Linked DNA regions of Homo sapiens: all the other regions are linked to region 1. A link is an interaction called in ENCODE POLR2A ChIA-PET data of the cell type or tissue named here. Cell type or tissue: MCF 10A. All regions are shown on one strand.

Region 1 (8,000 bases):
TATCTTACAACAGACACAAAAATCAACTTAAAATAGATTAAGATGTAAGTTAAGACCTGAAACCATGAAACTCCTAGAAGAAAACAGGGGGAAAGCTCCTTGGCATTGGCCTTGGCAATGACTTTTTTTTAAATATTACATCAAAACCTCAGGCAACAAAAGCAAAAATAAATAAGTGGGACTATATCAAATTAAAAATTTTCCACACAGCAAGGAAAACAATCAACAAAATGAAAAGAATAGAGCCTATGGATTGTGAGAGAATATTTGTGTACCATATATTAGTAATTGCTGTTTTTGCCATTACTTTTAATGGCATTAATGGCAGTTTCTGCCATTACTTTTAATGGCAAAAGCCACAATTCCTTTTGCACCAACATGATATTTGATACAGGGTTAATATACAAAATATATAGGAACTCACACAACTCAAAAGCAACAACAAGAACAGATAACCCAGTTAAAACATGGGCAAAGCACCTGAACAGACATTTCTCCAACGAAGACATAAAAATGGCCAGCAGGTGTATGAAAAGGTGCTCAGCATCACTAATTATCGGAGTAATGCAAATCAAAACCACAATGTGATATCACCTGACATCCATCAAGATGACTATTACCAAAAAGAAGAGATAACAAGTGTTGGACAGGGTGCGGAGAAAAGGGAACCCTTATACACTGTTGGTAGGAATATAAATCGGGACAGTCATTATGGAAAAAATTGCAGGGGGTTCTCAAAAAAACACTAAAAATAGAGCTACCTATCATATGACTCAGCAATCTCTGTGCTGGATATATGCCCAAAGGAAATTAAATCAGTACCTTACAGAGATACCTGCTCTCCCATGTTCATTGCAGTATTATTCACAATAGCCAAGATATTGAAGCAACCTAAGTGTCCATCAACTGACGGATGGATAAAGAAATTGTTCATCACAGGGATTTGGTAAAAGCAGTTTCCCTGTGTTAGCACAACTTATTGAGGGATTGTAAAGGTCAGCCAAAGGAAAGGATACAATCATGGTCTAACTCAGACCACAGACCAGTATGGCTTGAACATTTTCCTTAATCAGTATGCTTTTATGCACACACACACACACACATATGCACATATATATACATATAGTGGAATATTACACAGCCTTTAAAAAGTAGATATTGCCATTTTTGACAACATGGATGAACCTGGAGGACATTATGTTAAGTGAAACAAGCCAGCCACAGAAAGAAAAATACTGTGATTCATCTTATATGTGGAATCTAAAAAAGAAGTTAAATAAGTAGAAAAGAGACAGTAGAATGGCTGTTACTGGGGATGGGAGAGGGAGAAGTGGGGAGAGGTCAAAGGGTGCAAATGTAGGATAAATAAATCTAAAGGTATGGTGTACAGCATAGTTAATAATATTATATTGTATACTGGAAATTCGTGAAGAGAGTAGATTTTAGGTGTTCTTATCATACACACACAAAAAATAACTGCGAGATGATGAATATGTTAATTTGCTTGACTGTAGTAACGATTTCACTCTGTATATATATGTCAAAACATCATGTTGTATGCCTTAAATATAGACAATTTTGTTAAAAAGGGAAAAACTACCAATGAATAAAATGGAATTTTTAAAACACCATTTGTCTCTGTAGAGTTGAATCGCTGTAGGAGTTGATATTGACGTGACCCTTCTCTTTGTGAAGGCACATGGCACTTTGCACTGTGTCATGAATCCTTTTGGTTTGGTGGGGTGGGTACCCCCTACCTCTATTTATGTGATAAAAGCTAGGATTATACTGAAGGTCCCTTTACCTCAGTATAAAATTTGTTTTTGTTTTTTTCAATTGCCTAATCTAGGCTGCTTGGAAAAAGTTACATTGGTGCCGGGATTCAGCCCTTGCCTGGACAGAGGTGGCCGCTAGAGTCATCAGCATGGACACTGGCACCAGTGACTACATAGGTCCCAGGATCGTAGCCAGCCACCTCGGGTGCCTCCGGAGACCACTTGAGAAGTGCAGAGACTGTGGGCCAGCCCCTCATTCTTGTCTGAGACAGTGATGCCCTCCCCACTCAGTAATTATGCACAGCTAGCAGAGGTGGGAGCTGGGTTCTCCCACACCCTGCAGCAAATCGGAAATCCCAGGGTGAGGACAGGAGGATAGAATTGTTGTGCCAGCTCAGCACCCACTCCTCTTGTGTGCCCAGGCAGGCTGCTGAGATCCCCCAGCATTCTGGGCTGGGCAAGAACTCAGATTTCCACCTGAGGTTGGAGAAGCTTCAGAGTTCAGCCCCTGACCAGCAGAGTCCTGGGAGAGAGGGCAGTGCTAGCAGATAAAATCTCAGCCAATGGGGCTGTGCAGGTGGCCCCAAGGCCTCCAGCTCCACAGATAAGAATCAGAAGCACAGCCATCTCAATTAGAAAGCAATTTGAGTTATCACGCTAATTAAAGGGGTGTGCAGGCACAAGACCTGACTAGATCTAGATCCCTAACGTTAACAAAAATCAGATGGTTGAGAATAAGAATTTCACATAAATAGAAATGTGAAAGTACGATGTGCAACTGAGAAGTTGCCATGATTTTTTCTTTTCAGGCTGTTGGTAATTTTCATCATCAGATACATTATTTCTGATGGGGGAGGGGTGGGGGTGTGTGAATAGGGCCGCTGACTTTTTTGTTCATTTAAAATCAGTATAATTTGCTGAAGAAGGTTGAATGACTCCTACATTTTTTAAGGCAGCTCTGAAATGAATGGCTTCATTTAATCACAAAAGAAGGAATACCAGCAAGACCACCCAGGCCCCAGCTCCGGTTTTTCCTGAAGAATTTGGCCGCATCTCCCTTTTTGAAGGCAGAGTTTCATCTTGTAAGTATAAGATTCCTTTGTTTCTTTGATGATCCTAAAGCACTGGTGTCATCTGAGGGAAATGACCTTTTAGGTAACAACACCAGCCATCACTGGGGGCTTTCCGTGTAAGAGGACCACACTGAAGTCACAGGCTATGAAGCTGTCCTATAAGAGGCAGGTGAGGCTCCCTGGGCAGGTAACAGGTGGGGAAGAGGCATCCAGGCACATGTCGTGCTGTGGTTCACAAAAGGTGCGACCACCACTATCTACAAGAGGCTGACAAAAACTATTTTGCAAAAAGAGAACCATGACTGTTTGGATCTTGAAAAGTTTAAGGGTCCTCCTCCCCTCCCCAGGCGGCCATGAGCATCTGAGGCCGGCGCCTGTGGCAAGACGTAGCAATGAGCCACCAGGTCCCTAAGGTACTACGTTGCATTTCTCAATCTGACTTTGTTTAGTTTGGGGAAAACATTTTTTCGGTCCTGAAAAAAAAAATCACTGTGGTTTCTCTCCTACTCCCGCCCTCTGTAATCGCCACTTGCAAGAGTTTCACCATTTTCCCGGAAAACCAAAAAAATGAGGATGCTGGGCAGACATTCTTTGTTTCTTTTCTTCCATCTCCCTCTGCCCCAGGCCGTCTCGTCTGCCCACTCTCCCTACACCTCCTTCCTTCACGCTGGGCTCGCCTCTTTCTCCTTACCAGATTTCCTTTTCGGAATCCAGCTCAACCCTCACCTTGGTAAATAACGCCTCAGTAGACTTAGAGGTAGCCCGGGTCCTTCCGCCCATACGGTGCCAGCACACCCTTGGCCCCATCACAGGCTCAGGCTCAGCCAGCTGCGGGCAGTTCACTGCTTCCTCTCTGCAGCACCCCCTGGTCATCCTGCTTGATGTTTCCCTTCTCCCTGTGGGCACTTGTAGCTTATCAACTCACTCATCAACCAACAGCTCCTGAGCTCCCACTAAGGATCAATTGCACTGTGCAATATTATTTTGCACCCGCCCTTTTGGAAGCCTTCTAACGTCATTTCACATGCATAGGCACGCAGGCTTCTCTCCTCCACCACATGTTGTCAACTGACCTATTCCTGTCCTTTCTACTCCCTTTACCAGGGTGGTGTCAGGAGTGAGTAGCACATTAGTCAAAGCCCCTGGATTCTCTTAAACGGTTCTGCTACTGACTCACTATGTGAGTGTAGACAAGTCACTTCCCTTTCTCAGCCCTAACTTCCCCAGCCATAACATGCTCTCTGTAGTCTGGAAAGAACACAGCTAGAATGAATGGGATGTCCTCTATACACAGGGCAACTCCATAATTCATTGTCCAGCTTTCACTTTCGAGAACAGCAGGGGGTGTTTTCATGTGTATAACAGGACAGGCTTAAACAGGTTTGTACCTGGCAAACCCAGGGCGTACGGGGCATGCCAGTTTCTGGGATCTCAGGTAAAAATGGGGATAGGAGCAGGCATTCCTCAGCTTATCACCTCCTAGTTCACAGAGATAGAACATCAGCAGCTTGCTGTAGTCTGAGCTATTAGGTTTGCTCTAGGGAAGGAGGCAAGAAATTCAGTCTATCTTTCATACATTTCCAACCTGTGTGCAAAAACAATCAGACATAACTCTCCAACACCCACAGGGTGATCTGAGACATGGTGGGTAAAGATGAGCAAAACTGTTAGAGCAACAAAGAAGGCTCTTATCTGTGCATTATAAGTCCCAGCCTCAAACATGCCATGCCATGCCATGCCCCTCTGAAATTTAAACCACCCTGATACCAAGCACTTGCCTATTTCGGGTGTCTAAAATAACACCGGGCCAAGTCAATTAAGTTGGGCCCAGAGGAAGAGCTAACAGGACCCCAGCATGGCTCTAAGGGGTCTTAGTAACTTCTGAGAATTCAGAAGTGGAAGTGTTTGCATATAAGAGCTACATCTGGGCCTGCAGCTCTCAGGGCCCTTGACTTAATTCCTTCTGGGGAGGAATATCCAGGCAGGAATAGAGAATCAGGATGTAGCATGCAACCACGATGAGGAATCAGCAGAAACAGAGCCACCCTTGCTTGGCTCAGAAACCAGATACCAGGCGCTAGGCAGGAATTCGCCCCTGGGAAGCTGTTGCTTAATCCTCTAGTTCCTCAGGCTCCTGGCCTCCTTGACAAAGGCCAAGCCAAACAGGGATCCCAGGTGAGGCCAGGCTGCCCAGCCAGTGCCAGCTCATTCAGGATTAGACTAGGGCTGGGAGGAGCCCAGGCAAACCTTCAGGATGTCAGGCACTGAACAGAATCCCAGAGGTAGGCAAGTTGCTGCAGCTCCAATAATCCAGTGGAAAAGTGCTAATTTCCCAAAGGCCTTTCATCACAAGGCCCAAGTAGTCTTTGGCCTGAGTCTAGCTAGAACCACTGGGATCTGGGATGAAACTGAGCAATTGCAGGTCTTGCTGGCGAGTGAAGAGAGGTTTGGCTGCAACTGGGTCCCAGTTGACCGGGTCACAAGGATCAGCCAGTTTCTAGGTGCAGAGTTGGGATCCGCGGCCTTTGCCCCTAAGCAGCCCCACTGATACCTCCAAGGAACTGTTTTAGTATAAAAGGGAGGGGGAAGGGAAAAGTTTATTCCATTATCGAAGGTGGAGGGTAGGGAGAAGAAGAACAGGAGATGGTTGTCTGAGTGTATTTATTTTCTTCTAAAATGTAAACTGAACTGGAAATGCCTACAGAAACACACAGGCACTTTGATCATCAGCCCACTGGGTGGGCAACATGTCTAATCTCTGCTCTGCCCTGCACATTGCAGGCACTTTACAGCTGTATAACGACATCTCCACCGTGGTGGTGGCCACATTTATTGGCTTTGTGACATTCATCAGGGCTTCCTTCTTATTAAAAATGCATGGGCTGCAGCTATTTGGAAGGACACCAGATATATTCACTCTAGGTAGAAAATATTTCTCCTTTCTCCAGGAACCCAAATGAAGCACCCCAGATCTTGGGGAATACAGAGAAGTGAGTGGGCAGAGAGTCTGTGGTGGCAGAGGTGGGACACAGAGCCGAGCTGTCCCCAGGTTAGGTGTCTCAGATGAAGGAAGTCCCCCAGACCGCATTTCCTCCTGGAGTGATTCTGCCTTATTGACTGTGATGGTAAAGAACTGACTGTGTATTTTCCATTTATTTACTCCCATATATTCTCCACTTTAATGCAGGGAGGTAAGATTAGGGAGTTGGCCCATTTCGTCCCTTTGATTTCTTGTCACTCAGCCCCAAATGCAGAAGCTCAGTGGACTAGCTGCTCCCAGGGAATGACAAACAGCTTGAACATTTCAAGGGACTAAAAGTTGATGGTGGCAGGTGAGAGAGGCCAGTGGGGGAGGAAAGAACCGGTCCTGAGGAGGCTCCTCCTCAATTCTGTTCAGTTTTTAAAACTAGAGTTTTTTCCTCTTAGTTCCTTCCCTTGGCCTTGAGGCTGTCCCAGTAGACACAGGGAGGTTGGGGCAGGGCTGGAGCCCTGCGGATGCTCTGATGAGTGAGAATGAGTCACCCGCTCAGGCCTCTTTCTGCTTAAGCAGAGGTAAAGGTCCAGCTTTGTAATAGCCGGAGTGTGAGGATCCCTCGCACTGATCTGCCCACAATGGGCCGCCGGCAGGCCCAGAGACCCTCAAGTCTCATCCTCAGTGGTCTACCGAGCTGTGCACGGCCAGCTTCCCTGAATTCACTCCAAAGTCCCAGCCAAGCCCCCTCTATGTATTACAGGTAGTTAGGCATGAAAGGGGCAGAAGAGAGGTCTCTCCATCACCCACTAGAAATCTCGGGTGATGATTCGGCAATGATCGCATCGCTTCTCTAAAAATGACAATTCCACCGCACCAGAAGAGACCATTTCCTGATGGTCCGCACCTGTTAACATCAAACTGTTAATCGAATGCAGGCTCCAGGGAGAAGCAACTTCCTGGGCATGCGTGTTAAGAGACAAAAAATGATGACGTTTGATGACCACTCCACCAGAAAAGGGAAGAAAGCCTGAGGGGCCTGCGTGGACCTCCCTAAACACACTGCGCATGCTCCATTCCAAACGGTATGGCGAGCACTGCGCATGCGGGAAACCCACCCTGTAAGGGAAGAATCCTGGGAAAGAGGCAAGCCTATGAAGTCCCAGGATCAAGGTTAAAGACCCTCTTTTTTACTGTCTTCTTGTGCTCTCTTTTCTCTCTTGGACCTTCAGGCGCCTGCTTGGGTCTCTTTCAAGCGAATTTTGCTTTCTTTCCTGTTCTAAAGCCTTTTAACTAAACTTCCACTCCTGCTCTGAAACTTGCTCTCTTTTTCTGCCTTAACGCCCCTCAGTCGAATTCTTTCTTCTGAGGAGGCAAGGACTGAAGTTGCTGTGGACCCATAGGGATTCGCCATTGGTAACTCGGGGTAACTCGGCTCTCTTCCACTGCTGACGTATGTAGCAAGTCCTGTCTTCGGGTTGGCAGGCACCACGGCTGACACCACATGCGCAGAGAGAGGGGAAAGACCAAGAAGTGACTCATGACATCACCCTCGTCTCTGAAAGACAAGATGTTGGTCTCCTCAGGTGCCGTGCAGTCTTCAGTGTTGGCTGCAGCCACAGCCCCTGCAATGCAGACCAGGATGAGGGAAAGCCGCTGGAAGAGGCCTACAGCATTTTTTATTAGTAAATCCAGAGGACGTGTTATATAAAGTGTAAGACAACCACCATTGCATGCATTTATTCATTCACTCATTCAGTAAGGAATTTTCCATTTCTTTATAAATGAGTAAAAGGTACAGGCTGGGTGGCCTTGGCCAGTATCCCATTAATGAAAGACAGATTTGAATAAAAATGTGTAAGGTCTCAAATACCAGGTTACTTACTGCTTTAGATGGTATTCAGAGGGGAGCCATTGAAAGTTTATAATGAGAAGGAAAACAAACATGATTTTCTGGTTCCTAATACTTTCCCATGGACAGTAACTATTTGCCTACAGATTGAGCAAACCATGGTGTTCTGTAAGATGCCTGGATTGTTCTGAGCACCAGGACGCTGGCTGCAAGGTGCGGGGCCCTTCGTCCACCGGGGTCTGTCCTGGTTCCTGGGCGAGCTGTGGCAGGGTCTTTCTGGCAGTCCACCCAGTGCCCTGTGGCAGGCGATCAGGAAGCAGAGGCAGAGC
Region 2 (8,000 bases), 420 kb after region 1:
GAGTCCAGGAGTTCAAGACCAACCTGGGCAATATAGTGAGACCCCACGTCTACAAAAAAAAAAATTGAGACAGGGTCTTACTCTGTTGCCAGGCTGGAATGCAGTGGTACGATCTCAGCTCATTGCAGACTCAATCTCCTGGGCTCAAGTGATCCTCCCACCTCAGCCTCCACAGTGGCTGGCACTGCAGGTTCACACTACCACGTCCAGCTAATTGTTGTATTAAAACAATTTTTTTAAATTAGCCAAGCATGGTGATGCACACCTGTAGTCTTAGTTACTCAGGAGGCTGAAGCAGGAGGATCACTTAAGTCCAGAAGTTTGAGGCTGCAGTGAGCTATGATTGTGCCACTGCACTCCAGCCTGAGCGACAGAGCAAGACTCTGACTCTAAAATAAATAAATAAATCAGAATAGAAAAGTGTGGAGGATGTAATGGTGAACCAAAGCTGGCATGATTCCATCTCCCACATAACTTACCTTTCAGTAAGAGAAGACATCAGAAGCAAGCAAGCGAATAAATAAGCCAGATAGGTTCTGTGAATAAGAAGGGCCTCGGAGAACATCAAGACTGGGAGAGGGGCTTAGTCCTCTCTGAGGAAGGGACGCAGGCCTTAGGGATGAAGGGCAAGCACATTTCAAGCTCGGTCCCCTGAGGAGGGGAGCCCAAAAGGAAGCCGTGATGGGGGGTTCGAGCTGCCGGTGTGAAATGGAAGGCTCAGCCAGACGAGGCATGTCCTCGCTCATCAGACACAGGCACGCTCTGGCCCAGAGCAGGATGGCCTCGGGCCTGGCCTCCACCCATGGGGCTTCCTCCTCTGAGGCAGAGAACTTTGAAAAGAAGTCACCCACGTGGCTTGCTTCTAACTCTCCCAGAAAGGCAGCAAATGTGGCTTGTTATACTAGGGAGAGAGGCCGTCTCGGTGAGGACACTCTGGTGGCTCACGATTGGCCTGATTTCCTCAGATGACGCTGGATGGTCAGAGGCCGCTGACCCTCCAGTCCCTGTCCCCTAGGGACCCCGGCCAGCGTCAGTGGCCGGTCAGCTCCTGCCAACGCCTCCTGGAAACTGCACCGTTGCCCCACTCGTGGGTAAGACCCCATGTAGTCCTTGAGCTCTTTTTCTCAGGAGGGGCTGATGCATGCACGGCCAGGGCCCTGGGCCTGGCTGCCCAGCTCATCCTCGCTTCCAGAAACTCCCCTTCTCCCTGCTGCATGGGACTGGTGCCAGGCTGCATCGTGGTTTGGCTTGGGAGCAGCGTGCCTCCCTCCTGAACGTCGCAGCTCCGTGTGCTTCCCGAGGTGACGAATGACCTTGATTCACATTGGTGAAGTAATGGCTTTCCTCCTCAACCTTCTCATCCATTAGTCACGTTGCAACACGGCCCTGCATGGCACAGAATGCATTCCCAGGAGCCAGCTCAGGGAATTGCAAACACCTGCCAGGCTCGGCTTACCAAACTCACAGTCACACAGTCAGCCCAGGTGCCCGGAACTGCCTTGGCCCGCTGCCACCAAAGGCCCCACAGCAGGGACTTGGGAAAGTCTGAGAGCAAAGGCCAAGGACTGGAGCTTAGGTCCAGGTCTCCCCTTGCTCCGTAACTTTGGGCAAATGACTTAACCTCTCTTAGCTTCTGCATCTATACATCGCCAATAACGCTACGAGCACTGGGGAAAAGCAAATGAGAAAGTGGCTGCAGAAGTATTTTGTAAGCTGTTATAAAGCACCAGACAAATGACAGTGGTTCAGTCCCATGGAAAAACTGGTCACAATGGGTGACCGCTGGGTCATTACCCAAGGAGTTTTTTGTTTGTTTGTTTGTTTGTTTGTTTGTTTCTTGAGACAGGGTCTTGCTCTGTCACCCAGGCTGGAGTGCAGTGGCACAATCACGGTTCACTGAAGCCTCAACCTCCTGGGCTCAGGTGATCCTCCCACCTCAGCCTCCTGAGGAGCTGGGACTGCAGGTGCATACCACCACACCTGGCTAATAATTTTATTTTTTGTACTTGATCTTAGCTAAAAGGCTGAGAAGTGATATAATTTTATCTTTTGTAGAGATGGGGTCTTACTGTGCTGCCCAGGCTGGTCTCAAATGGCTGGGCTCAAGGGATCCTCCTGCCTCAACCTTCCAAAGTGCTGGGATCACAGGCATAAGTCACCAAGCCCAGACACCTAAAGATGGCTCATTTCTATGAGGAATAGAAATGATGTCCCTGAATCCATTTCTGGGACATGGAAAGACATAACACAATGTTTCTAGTACAGGTTGAATATGCTTCTCATTTAAATACCTAGGGGGCTAGGCACAGTGGCTCATGCCTGTAATCCCAGCAATTTGGGAGGCCCAGGCAGGAGGATCACTTGGGGCCAGGAGTTCAAGACCAGCCTGGGCAACAGGGCAAAACCCTGTCTCTACTAAAAATACAAAAATTAGCCGGGCGTAGTGGCGCATATCTGTAATCCCAGCTACTCAGGTGGTTGAGGCACAAGAATCACTTGAACCCAGGAGATGGCGGTTGCAGTGAGTCGAGATCACACCACTGCACTCCAGCCTGGGTAACGGTGCAAGACTCCATCTCAAAAAATAATAAACAGCTTGGGAATCACAGTGTTTTGGAGTTTGCATTTTTTTGGATTTTGGAATATTTGCATAATATGCTTATCAGTTGAGCATCCCAAATCCAAAAATCCAAAATCCGTAATGCTCCAATGAACATTTCCTCTGAACATCAGGCTGATGCTCAAAAAGTTTCAATTTCTGGAGGATTTCGGGTTTTTGGTTTGGAATGCTCAACCTATATATCAGTAACTAAACTTCCTGTGTAAAATCTGAGAAACAAACCCCATGCCACATTGCAAAGCATTGTAATAAGATGCCAAGAAATATCTATAGGTGTATGTATAGTACAACCTCTGCCCCAAAATCATTGCTTGGAGACTTGGGATTGGAACCTACATTGCATTAATGGCTATTATTTGAGCCTGCAATGAGATACAGTAGGTGGGTTCAACAGTGGACTCAGATGCCTGTAATCCCAGCTACTCGGGAGGCTGAGGCAGGAGAATCGCTTGAACCCAAGAGGCGGAGGTTGCCGTGAGCTGAGATCGTGCTACTGCACTCCAGCCTGGGTGACAGAGTGAGACTCTGTCTTAAAAAAACAAAAACAAAAACAGTGGGCACCATCTTCCCAAGAAATCCTGAATTATGTATCACCTCCCCTAGCATCCAGAATCACACACGGCCCCACAACCCACAAGGTCCTCCCTACAGGACCACACCCCTGCTCACCACCCTCACATCCTCTCTTGCTACCATCCAAGAGCAGCGTCCTCCCCCAAGCTTTGGACAGGCCACCCTCATTCCCCTCTCAGGGCTTTTCCGCAGTTGTTTCCTCCCGCTGGAATGCTGGTCCTCTGGTCTGGGTCCTTCTGCCCTTTGCGGAGCTGCTCGTGCAGACACCTTCTCTGATTCCCTATCTAAAATTTTTGCTCAGCCAGGCACAGTGGTTCATATCTGTAATCCCAGCACTTTGGGAGGCTCAGGTGGGAGGATCCTTTGAGCCCAGGAGTTCCCAGCTTGGGCAACACAGCAAAACCCCATCTCTACAAAAATATTTTTAAAAATTAGCCAGGCATGGTGGTGCACACCTGTAGTCCCAGCTATTCAGGAAGTTGAGCCAGGAGGATCACTTGAGCCCAGGAGTCTGAGGCTGCAGTGAGCTATGATCACACCACTGCACTCCAGCCTAGGAGACAGAGTGAGACCCTGTCTCAAAAAATAAAATAGCCAGGAGCAGTGGTTCACACCTGTAATCCTAACACTTTGGGAGACCAAGGGGGGTGGATCACCTGAGGTGAGGAGTCCAAGACCTGCCTGAGCAACATGGTGAAACCCCGTCTCTACTAAAAATACATTAGCCAGGCATGGTGGTGGGCGCCTATAATCCCAGCTACTCAAGAGGCTGAGGCAGGAGAATTGCTGAACCTGGGAGGTAGAGGTTGCAGTGAGCCGAAATCATGCCACTGCACTCCAGCCTGGGCAACAGAGTGAGACTCCATCTCAAAAATAAAATAAAATAAAATAAAATAAAATAAAATAAAATAAAATAAAATAAAATAAAATAAAATAAAAAAGTTGTTCCTCCTCTCCTACCCTCCCCTCTAGCCAATCTCTGTCCCATTATGCATTTTTAGTGTCCTTATAGCATGTCACTCTCTGAAATGATTTCTTCTTAATTTTATGTATTGACTGTCTCCTATGTCTCCTATGAACACCATAAAGGCGGGGCCACATCCCCCTCATTTACCACTGGAATGGAACAATTCCTGGGCCAGAACAGGGTGCTTAAAAAGCATCTGTTGACCCCCTCCAAGAGTCCAGTAACTTCAAGCAAGCTGAGCAGGAGAGCACCAACACCTCTCGAGTTGCCAATGGCCAGTTTCAACACCTCAGACAGTGGGGCCCACGGCCGAGCTCCTGCCATTGCATCTGAGGCCTCCAGTGCTAAGGGAGAAGCCCTGGGCCTCTTCCACTTTTGGCCTCCTTCTCTGCTGGAGCTGCACCAATTTCCACAGGAGTTGGTGACGGGGCACGAGTTGGCCCCGGTGCTCCACACCCAGAGCCCTGGGCAGGAGAGCACCTTCTCCCTTTCTTGGCCTCACCACCAGGACCGGCAAGCTTTTCAATTCCCCCATCTGCAAGACAGGGACAAAGAATGCTTTGTCACCCCACCTACTTCTCACGGGTGTTATGAAACAACTATTTGCTCGGAAAACACTTTGAGCAACTTGGGGAAAGGTGCCCGGGGCTCAGATGACGCCTGTTGCATTTGATCCAGGCCAAGGAAGGACTGTGCCAACTAGTCATCCGGTCACCGCCGCACCCCCCGGAGGAGCAGGAGGCACAGCAGCTTCTCCTGTGTCTCCAAGCCTGTGTCACAAAGCCCGTTGGCCGTGCCGTGGTCCCAGAATCTACCCACAAGGTGTGTGTGTGTTCCTGCCATTGGCCGTGCCGTGGTCCCAGAATCTTCCCACAAGCTGTGTGTGTGTTCCTGGGGCTGCCTGAGCCACTGGTTTCAGCAGAATCTGAGCTCTCTATGGGCCTGGACAGTGGCCTCCAAACACCCAGCCTACCCTTAGCCAAGAAGAAGGGCCGAGGGTCACCTGGGGATAACATACCTGAGCTCCTGCCCTGCCGGGCGGGGCTGAGATTTTGCTGCCAGCATCGCAGGCAGGGAGCTGGGAACAAAGGCAAGTAGTCTTGGCTCCCCAGCCTCGGGAGGGCAGATCGTAACCTGCAAGCAGGCAGGTGCCTCCTGAGCCGACAGCAGTGGCAGCAGCCACCTCGTTACTATGACAACCATACTTGGCCACCATCACTCTGTCTCCAAGAGGGGCCAGCCCCAACCTTGACCACACAGGGTCACCCAGGGCTGCCCAAGGTGGAGAATGGAGAAGAACCCAGGCGAAGGCAGGCCAAGGGCCGATGGACACACCTCCCCTTTAGTCAACAGCTCAATCTAAGCTTCAGACTGGACATTCGACTCAAAGGTGGGACAGGCCTCTCTCTCTCTCTGCAGCATTCACCCCAGGCTGCTGCTTCAAGATAAACCCCTCTCCCTGCAGGTGACTTCAGCAAGGCCTTTAGCAGACAGTGAACAGCAGACAGCATGCATGTTTAATTATAACTCTCTTGCATAGGCAGGGCTGGCTATATACAGTATGTCTGCCTGTTACTAATTATATTTACTTTCAAACGAAGTGGGGGAGATCTTCTGAAGATGAGTCAGAAAACAAAAAAGCCCTTCGTTGTTATGAAAGCAGGGGAACGTCTCCTGAGAGCGTCTGAGCAGCACTGTCACTGCCTGACAATGGAAAACCTGAGCGCCAAGGCAGCCAACCCAGTAAACACTGCACGCTGGCTTTCCTGGCCCAGCGTCCCTTCGAGCCAGTGCCTGAACTGCATACCAAACCACAATCAATAGGAAAGGCGTTCTCCCTCCCGGACAGAGTGGCATTTAGAGCCTGGCTGGCTCTTCCTGCAAAGACAGGGCGACTCGGCGATCTGCTGTCACCTTAATTGGGAGGCAGCGTTCCAGTTGAAACACAGCAAAGGTTTTTTCCCTCATCAAAGGAGAAGCATTCTGACCAGATGGCTGAATTGAAAAGGCTTCATCCTCAGCCTCCACACAGCCAACGGTGTTATTAATAACAACACTGCGAATGCCACAAATCACATGCGAACACCTAGAAACCCAAAATAGTCACCACACGCAGAGCAGTTGTCCGCGCCTTGGCGGCGATTAGGTCATTGTACTAATTTCAGCTGGACGCAGCCTCACACACATATGTGGACTCACATCCGTGTCTGTCTGTGTGTTTGAGGTCTGCAAGGGTGAGGTGCCCGCGGTTGTTTGAGGGGAACTGGTCCCCAGGCCCCACTCAGCCATCAGCTGCCTCTTCTGAGAAGACTGCGTGGGCAGCCCTGCCTCCTCTCCACACAGACGCCAGAGTAAGCCCAGCCGAGGGTGACACATCCGCCCAGGAGAGCCATGCAAACTCATACTGTTCAGAATGGGTTTTCCAATCGTTTTCTAAACAGTCACACTTGTTTTGTTTGCTTTCTTCCAGGAAGGCTGCACTGTTTTGGAAAAGTAGGGGGAGGACATTTTTTTAAATGAGTTCACTTCCTGAGTCTTTAAAATATTTCCCTGTAGACAGAGTATTGGGAAGCTGTGGCCAGAGGACAGAGCGGTCTCAGGTGGGCGGCACCCGGAGTATGAGGATCAGAGCGTGTCCCCCCACGCGCACTCTTCACAAGCCGGGGAACTGGAGTTGGCAACGAGACAGCAAGGAAGGAGCTGGGAGAGCATCCCTTCCCAAACCCCCATCCCACTTCCCACCACCCTCCAAGAAAATGTTTCTAAAGCCAGGTTGGAATTTGGAATGGGTTTTCCTGTTTGTCCGGGCAAGGTTGAATTGTGAAATCACATTATTCAAAAGAGAAGAGAAACAGTAGATATGAGAGACTAGTCACTGGAGATTTTATTAGGAAGGAATCATGAGGGTAGCCAGCATGAGTCAAAGTGCATTATTTTACCCGTTACTCGTGGTCGCCCTATGAAGCAAATGGTGGTGAGCCTATTTCACAGGTAAGGCCCCGAGAGGTGAGGTGGCAATCCCAGGGGCCCTCTACCCACTCCCACAGACTAAGTCGGCTTCCCTGCTGGACACCTTAGCAATCTGCACCATTCCTTCATTGCTGGAGTCATCACTGGAAGTGAAAGTTATTTGCAGGGTGAGTTGGCCTATGTCTGTCACTCCCCACTAGAATGAAAACTCCATGAAGACGGGGCTTGTCTTGCTCACCAAAGTACGCAGACTGGGCACAGTGCCGTGAGCACAGTAGCTTTGAAATATGTATTTATTGAAGAGATTAAAAAAAAAAAGCCAGGCATGGTGGCTCACACCTGTAATCCCAGCACTTTGGGAGGCCGAGGCAGGTGGATTACTTGAGATCAGGAGTTCGAGACCAGCCTGGCCAACATGGCAAAACTCCATCTCTACTAAAAATATATACATATATATATATATATATGCACAGTGGCGAGCACCTGTAATCCCAGCTACTTGGGAGGCTGAGGCAGAAGAATCACTTGAACCCGAGAGGCGGAGTTTGCAGTGAGCCGAGACCACGCAACCGCTCTCCAGCCTGGGCAACAGATCGAGACTCCATCTAAAACAACAACGACAACAAAAACAACGACAACAAAACCCTCTTGTTCTAAAGGAAGAAAGAAGGCCCAAAAAGAGAAACATGGCAACGCCGAGCATGCCAGCAGAAACATAACATGACCCACTTCAAAACCAGTGCCACAAACCCTTCCAAATTCACAAAACACTGGGGCCTGGAGGGCCTGGTACCTGGGCAGTGAATAGGCCTTTCCACTTCCTATCGAGGCACTGGACGGTATGCATAGGGAGTGTCCCCCCACATGCAG
Region 3 (8,000 bases), 120 kb before region 1:
AACCACAGGAAAAACTTTCCCTAGAACACTGGATTTCAAGAGATGCCTATGCCCTTTCTAAGCTTGTAGACACTTTAAAGCAGTGCTGAAAACTGTGCCTGGCACTTAATGGGGACACAGTAAGCGCTCAGCAAATATGGAATATGCACAAGTAGCATCAGCTTTTGAAAATGCTCTTTGCTTTATAATGTCAGAAGAAGTCCAGGTGCAGTGGCTTGTACCCACAATCTCAGCAATTTGGGAGACCGAACTATTGGGATTGCTTGAGGCCAGGAGTTCAAGATCAGCTTGGGCAACATAGCAAGACCTTGTCCCTAAAAAAACCAAAAAAACAACAAAAAAAATTAGTCAGGTGTGGTGGCATGTACCTGTAGTCCCAGCTACTTGGGAGGCTGAAGCAAGAAGATTGTTTGAGCCCAGGAGTTGGAGGCTGCAGTGAGCTATGTTTGCACCACCACACTCCACTCTGGAGTGACACCCTGTCTCTAAAAAATAAACAATAAACAATTAATTAATTTTAAAATTAAAAAAATAAAATATCAGATGAAATGGTCAGTGTATTAAACACTTATCAATGGATTCGACCCTAAAGCTTAACTTTTAGTGATTCTTTCTAATATTAGCTTTATTAACCAAAGTGTGGGATTTTCCGGTTGCTCTTTTGACGGCTAGCTGATAGGATGAGGTAGGGGCAGGGACAGGAGAGAGTTGGGTGGGGGCAATGAAAGCCCTGGCCTGGCGGACATAGTTTCAGTCTGCTCTGCAGAAGTTAAAGTACGCCTGGGAAGACAAGGCAGATAACGTAGCACGCAACTGAGCTCATGAGTGGAGGAGAGAAAAGAGAAAATGTGTCTCTGTGGGTAACCCCTGGGGGAGCCCATTTTGCAGTAAATGCAGAAACAGTATTATTAAGTCAGGATGAGCGTAAGAAGGACTGCCAGAAATAGACCCCGCCCCCACCCCCCGCACCGCCCCAGGTCACTGCACCTGCCCAAACCTTGATTCTCTCCCTTGAAAAACAGGGACGATGATAGCACCTCCCTCAGCGGGCTGCTGTGGTGAGGATTCAGCAAGATAATCCACGAGGCTTCCAGGAGATGAAGGATGCTCAGTAAATATTTGTGATGATTATTCACAGAGATGAACCTAAAAGCTAAATGCCACGAGTGACTGGCTGGATGTTACAATGTCTGGGGAATGCTTCGCAGCCTGACCCTTATTCCAGAAAGTTCTGTGAGTATCCTCATGACCTCACTGAACGTCAGCGCCGACTGCTCTTACTTAACAGGGGAGAGCCACAGACTCTGCAGTGCGTGGCAGGCAGGGCCTGTCACTGTCTACTGTTGTCGCTGTGGCTGTAGCAGTGGAGGTGGCCGGGCCTTCTTTCCCACCTCCCCTTCTTCCCCATGGTCAGCCCCGCTCCCAGGCTCCGTCTGTGCCCCTGCAGCTCCCCAGCGGTGGCCTTTTTGTTCAGTGCTTCCTCGGCGGCTGGGACTCACCCTGATTTAAAAGCTCCAGACGTGTTCTCGGCAGCCCGGGAGCACAGGAGTCAAAGCAAGACCAGGAGCGGGTTGCTGAGAGGACGCCACGCTGACTGGGGATCGAGAGGGTGGCTTCCTTCAAACAGAGAAAGGAAAAAGCCCCTTGAACCAATCTGAATGTAAAATCCAAAAGCTATGGCCACCGCGAGGAAAACAACAGTCATGATGCGGGCCAGGAGGCCGTCGCCGTGGGAATGCAGTCGGCCCTGCGCATGTGGTGTCTGAGCAGGGCCCGAGACCTTCCAGGGAGGGGAGAAATACTTTTTGGCTGACTCTCCTGACTCTGTGTTTCCTACAATTCTACAACAAAGATCCAGGAACATGAGAAAAGGAAAATGAGAAAATGAGTCCTGTGATCCAAATTTAAGCCAAGAACAGGACAGGCAATGTGAGCCAAATAGAAATGAGGCCAAGAGTGCTTTCTTGGGGCCCCAGCTTTTTTTTTTCTTTTTTCGAATGCCCAAACCTGTTTAACTGCTTAGTGTGAACTCTAGTTCTGGGATACAGTTCACTATGGGAAAGGAAATTTAATTAGCACTGGCGACCTCACCTTCATTCTTAGGTCAATACAGTAAACTGGCATATGAATAGTGATTTCTACCAATTGATTCCTGAAGGAAAAGAGAGAGAAAAGGAGAGAGGAAGACACACACACCTACACACACACACACACACACACACACACACACACACAGAGACAGAGACAGAGAGAGACAATGAGGCACAGAGAAACAGGCAGAGACAGAGAGACAGAGAGACAGAGAGAGGGGAAGAGAGACAGAGAAACAGAGACAGAAAGAAAGAGACAGACAGAGAAAGAGAGACAGAGAGGCAGAGAGAGACAGAGAAGCAGAGACAGAAAGTCAGACAGAGAAAGAAAGAGAGGAGCAAGTGACATACTTTAAAAATTATTCTTGAGAGAGGTCAACCTGCATCAGCTGCAGAAATCAACAATCACTTGGCAGTGTCAGCTGTAATACATTCCCACATTGCATTCTGCACGGGCATTGACTATCTTGACCCACACTCTCTATATCATGTTCACAGTAACGTAAGTGGTCAGATTTCTACAATTAGGCCTTGCAAGATAATAATGACAAGCCGTATTCGTATATTGCTTTACTGTTTGCAAAGCAGTTGCATAATTATCATTACGTTTGGTTCCTCATGACTGTGCTGTGAGGAAGGCGTTCCTGTTCCCATTTTAGAAGTGAGGACACAAAGTTACAAGTGTCCAAGCCAGAACCTGATGCCAAATCCCATGACATTTCTGCCGTACTGGGCTCTGCCATGCCCTGGGAGGATGGCCACCTGCAAACACAACCTTTCTCCTAACAGAGAGAGAAACTGAGACGCAAGCTCGAGTAGCAACTTGATGGAATGGCACAGTGGGGACCACTAGCTCTTAGAATACGTCAATTTTGATTGGCTGAAATTGACAGGAGTATCTAAGACAAAAGATACTCCAGAAAATAAAGGGATCGGGGAGGGATGATGGAGAAGTGACCTTACGGTTATCATGAAAAGGGCTGTGTGTCAAGACAGCATTACACCTAGTGGGAATTGGAAGGATTTAGCTGTACTTTATGTCTCAGAATGTGCTAATGTGATTACCTCATATTAGCTATTATGTGTGCCCTATGAATAATGTCATCCCAGTGCTTCTGGAGAATAGGAGTGGAGCTGCAGGCCCTTCAAAACAATCCTAGGCAGAGTCTGAGTAATCCTGCACATCTGAATCACCAGCAAAAGACAAGTTTCAATTTGGATTCAGAAAATACATGATGCAAACCTTTCTCAGCCCTGGAAGGGAGGGAAGGCATGGGAAGAAGCAGGATTGGACTGGAAGGACTGGCTGTCTTTCCTGCGTGCTCTCCCTTTGACCTGCTTGGCACACCCTGCTTCCAAAATGGCCCATGTGGTTGACAGTCTGCAGGGATGTGAATAGAAACCCAAGACGTCGGGCTCGGTGCATCTCGAAGCAGGGCCGCAGTCTTAAGCACAAGACAGGCACATTCCGCTCACAGCATTTCTTTCTAGTCTGAGCAAAATCTTCCCACAAGGCCAAAATCCCAACGGCTGGACATGAACAGGGCGTATATGTTTTTCCCCTTCCAAGCTCTTTTGTTGCATTTTATTGTTTTTCCTACCTAGATATTAGGCTGTCTCCTTGATGCGAAACATCCTTCCTTTCTAGAATTTCCAGGAAGCACAATTGCCTCCCACATTTAGATTTAATGTAATTCAAACCAAAGTTTGAGGCTATTTCTCCTAATTCAGGAAAAGCTGTGAGCTTGGCAACCCAAATGGAAAAAGACAGAAAAAAAAAAGGATGGTAGTGGATTTGGGGGTGTTTTTCTCATTTTTGGTTGTGTGTGTGGCGTTTCATAAAGCGTATAGGAGAATTAAGCTCAAAAAGCAACTGCTTGGAGAGATAGAAACTCTTGTAATTCATGTTGTGCATAATGGATTTGGCAGGCCCAAGCACAGAAATTTCCAGAAGTGTTTGCGTGGCAGCAGTTCTTAGCCAATTCACATTTTTTAGCAGTTCTGGCCAGCTGCCCAGCCTGCAGAAAAAGTCTTGTATCTCCACAAGTTTGGCTGGCCTCACTGACGAGTTTCCAAACTGCATGGCAACATTGGATGAGCTGCTTTTCAAGTGCCAAAAAAACTCCTGCTACTTATATTGTTACTAAATACCAGATGTGCTTAATCAAGAGCGCGTGGGGCCAAACCTAGGGTAATCAAATAACCTATCATTAACATTTTCTAAAAACAAAAAATGCAATTGGAACACCAGATTACTGTTTTTCTTTGTTTGCTTTTACGCCCTATTACTGGAACCCCTAGGGTGATATGAACAGGACACGGGTGGGGAGGCCGGCTCTGAAGACGCTGTTTACAATCACAACCCTGCACATCTGAAATATGTGTGAGAAAGTCAAGGCCTGCACAGATTTCCTCTGGGCTCCTCACAAGGACCCTGGCCCCTGGCGACTCCCGCCCTTCAGGGGAGGGGCCCTGCAGGCAGAGGCTCACACCGCACTGAAAAACACTGGAAGTTTGAGGTGCACTGGAGTTTGACCTTGAAAGAGGGAAATGCAGAAAGAGACAGCAGGGCAGCTTTGGGGACTTGGCAAATTAGCAAATGTGCAAGAGTTGGAAGCTGCTGCTGCTGCTGCTGCTCGAAAAATACACAGAGATTCTGAAAGGCTGTAAGAGACAAGAGGATGCTGTGTGGCTTTGTTGGCGGCCCCAACTGGGCTCCGACTGGTAGATCTTGAAGTATTTCTTAATACAAAAATCTCCAATTCTATTTGGGTCCCTCTCATTGCTGTAATATAGATATTTTGTAAGTTTTCCGGGAATCCGATGGGAAAATAAATGTGGCTGGCAGATTCTCCCCCTTGCTCCATTCAAGGTCATTCCTGCTGTCTGGGCCTCCAGGGACCTGCTTCTCCAAACCTCTGTGCCTCCCACCTCTCTAATCCCCTCTCCCCCAGACTCACAGTTCTAAAGAGATGAAAAGGACATCTTTCTTACCCCAGGGTTGCTGGGTGACCCTGATAGATAATGTGTGTTGGGGTGATTCGAGAGCGAGAGGGAATATTGCAAAATGAAATTCTATAGAAGGAGATGGAACCTGCAATAAGAAATTTCAGAGTTAATGACTCTTCTGAAACTGTTTGTTATCTGCTTTAAGACAACCGTGTAAATAAAGGAATAAGAGACTCAACACTTCGAGAGTTGTTTTAAGAAACCTATTGCTAAAAATGTGTTATAATCCCACTGTACCTCGGATGCCATTGTGCCAAGCCAGACTCAGAGAGAGAAGATTTAGTGTTTCTCTGTTGCGTGGAGCCACTGGGGGGCTAAACTATGAGCTTGCTCTAATTAGCAAGGACATGCCTTGAAAATGTGTGATTTCAGCAGATGTGAATAGTAAAGTAATGCGGGGCTGGTATCTACCACATCTTTTGAACTTATCTTCCTAACTATAGTCATGGGTTTTACACATCGGATGCATTCCTGAAAAATCGGGTGTGAATCCGTATACAAAGTGGGATTATGTTTGAAATGTTCTGGGGATGCTCTGGACTTAGAGGAAACATGTATCAGTGAAAAAGTCACAGGGAAAGTCATACCCATCCCCGATTCCTCTTTGTTGGGTTTGGACGGGCCCTCAAGCCCTGGCGGAGGTTAGCATAAGCTGCCCCTCACTTTCACTGCTGGGCCATTGAAAGGAAAGGGCTGGTCCCCGAGAAGGGTCAAGGCAGGGCTATTTTGTTCTCCAGCAGCAAAGCAAAGAATGCTGGAGGAAACCACCCAAGCGACAAGCTCTGCAGAGGGCAACTGGAGGCTGAGTCTAAAAACAAAAGTGGAGGAGCCCATCTCCTTGGAGCTGTTTATATTACATAACTCAAATAAACACAGCAGTTCAGGAACAGTTCCCTTGGCGAGGGCCAGGACCATGAGAGGCCGACAAAGGGCGTCTCCTTCAGCCACCCTGGTCAGAAATGGCTTCTTTAAAACAACAATAATAACAATACACAGGGACTTGCCAGTCCAATTCAGCAGGGTGTCTTGAATACATCAGAGAGGAGTCGCTCTAATTAGGCCTTGTAAGGTCCCTTTATTTTCTCTAGCTAAGGAAATAAATCCTAATCAGAGAGCCCAGAAAGAAGCAAAACTGACACAGGAATGGCTATTCTCATGTGCAGAGTAGGGAAAGGAAGCCCTTCCAGTGGGTTTTCTCAGCACTCGAGAGCCGCTGTGAAGCTGGGCCAGTGCGACGACTGCTTCTTGGGCAATCGAGTAGTGGCTGGCTTTCTGTGACTTCAGCTCCTCTTCAGTTCAGAGCGATGCAGGGGCCGCCAGCCTTCTGGGAAGCATTGGGCAGTTTACATGGAGTCTGTGTGAAGAATAATAATTTAAAACAAACAAACAAACAAACAAACAAAAATGGTTACTAACTCAGTAAATGACCTCAGGCCTGCAGGCCCAAAGTCTGAACAAAATCAATCTTGAATTGAGAGCAAGGCAAGAACCTACTGAAACCTTTTTCATCAGTGCCCCTAAGTCTCCAGGGACAGCAACCCCTATCATATACCAGGGGCCGAGAATAGAAATAAAAATTGTGAACACAATCCTGAGCATGGGCTGATGGTACTAGCTGCCAACAACTGCCCCATTAGTAGGCTATGGGTACGTGCTAGGGAACATTTTCTCTACGAGGCTTGCATTTAAAAATATATCTTTCTTCAAAGCTGGCCCGGGGAGTGGATGGCGAGGAAGAAGCCTTCTTTCTCCGTGCTTATTGGGCGCTAATTCATCCTGTGATTTGCTGCGGATAGCTTACTTCTCTGAGCCTGCGTTTGCTGTGTGAGAATGACTGAGATCCTGTCTTTCAGCCAGTTAATGTTTTAGACAATTCCTGGATGAAAGCCACGCTCCAGAATTCGTCCCCCGCAGTGTGTTTCCTGGGTGCCCATGGGGCCAAGGAGGACAGAGGACGGTAGCTAAGGGTAACCCTCACTACTAAAGGCTCTCACCTCTTCTTCCTCCTTGGATGTGTCCCTGAAGACATTTGTCTCTTGGTTTCTTTATTCTCAAAAGGAGGACAATTCCTACCCGCTCCCTAAGAATGTTTAGGAGTAATAGCTAACAGAAGTTATTTAAAAGTACCTGGCAAATAACATTCAGGACCAGGTGCTGAATGATCCCCTTCCTCACACCACCCTACCTAATGCATTACCTATGTGCTCCCCTTTCAAATGCATTGCTGACAGACTGCCCTATGGGGTGTAAGGCTATTCTGTACAGAAGAGGTCTCTCGGGCTCCTCCAGAGAAGTTTGCTTTGCAGGAACCGCTGAAATCCTTACATGTCCAAACGCATGTTCTGGGTAGAAAAAAACAGGTGATGAGCTGTAAGGTAGAAGGCTGCCAGGATCCACCCATGGGCACCCAGGGTTTGGCACCCCTCTTTCCAGGGGGAAGCAAAAGTGAACCAATCAACACGACGAGGTCAAGTTCAAGTCTGCCTCAGTAAAACCCTGGGGACTTTCTTCTTGAAAAACAACTGGGACAGTGTGACAGCTGTTTAAGGATGCCAAAGAAAAGGGTCCCCGGGGAAACCTCCCCAAGGGCTACTCTGCTTGCAGGAGTCTGTGATAAGTGACAAAAAAAAGACAGACAGTGAGAATAGGGCAAGCCAGGCCCAGGTGAATGCTCTGATTAGCTAGTGATCGGAGTGCCACAAAGATGTAAGATCTAGCAGTGACGACAATCATGATAATAACTACATTGATTATTATGGTTGTCATTGAGGCCTGTTAAACAATAGACTGCCTTTTAGCTGTGGCCCCTCTAAGAACATTTTACCCAGAAAAGTGTACCACATTGCAATCCTCACAGCCCCTTCCGTGGCTTCATTTGGTATGCTTACAAATGAAACACAA

The links. ChIA-PET counts read pairs that join two places held together with the same protein. Peaks named below come from ENCODE experiments on the same cell type or tissue, not always from the same donor. Only the 100,000 strongest peaks of a DNase experiment are listed, where the experiment ranks them.
Region 2: POLR2A ChIA-PET joins it to region 1 with 20 read pairs; 4 of 35 experiments call an interaction of 5 or more read pairs at or near these places.
Region 3: POLR2A ChIA-PET joins it to region 1 with 27 read pairs; 2 of 35 experiments call an interaction of 5 or more read pairs at or near these places.

What each region holds. Positions count from the first base shown.
Region 1 is chr1:234,653,377-234,661,376 of GRCh38, forward strand. LOC101927787 (a long non-coding RNA gene) reads left to right here. Exons shown (of 4, transcript NR_125944.1): 2 at 1,850-2,088; 3 at 2,732-2,857; 4 at 6,758-7,548. It overlaps LOC124904554 (a long non-coding RNA gene), which reads right to left and starts at 3,821. Exons shown (of 2, transcript XR_007066950.1): 1 at 3,575-3,821. RefSeq lists an enhancer at 3,197-4,396. In MCF 10A, no CTCF peak of the experiment used is centred here; DNase peaks (open chromatin) are centred at 3,955, 4,995 and 6,345.
Region 2 is chr1:235,068,925-235,076,924 of GRCh38, forward strand. It overlaps LINC01348 (long intergenic non-protein coding RNA 1348), which reads right to left and starts at 894. Exons shown (of 4, transcript NR_027454.2): 1 at 480-894. RefSeq lists an enhancer at 6,347-6,596. In MCF 10A, no CTCF peak of the experiment used is centred here; DNase peaks (open chromatin) are centred at 1,387, 4,757, 5,817, 6,597 and 2 weaker places.
Region 3 is chr1:234,530,029-234,538,028 of GRCh38, forward strand. LINC01354 (long intergenic non-protein coding RNA 1354) reads right to left here and starts at 1,751. Exons shown (of 3, transcript NR_038426.1): 1 at 1,500-1,751; 2 at 998-1,153; 3 at 1-314. RefSeq lists a silencer at 5,755-6,049. In MCF 10A, no CTCF peak of the experiment used is centred here; DNase peaks (open chromatin) are centred at 2,743, 3,303, 4,123 and 5,973.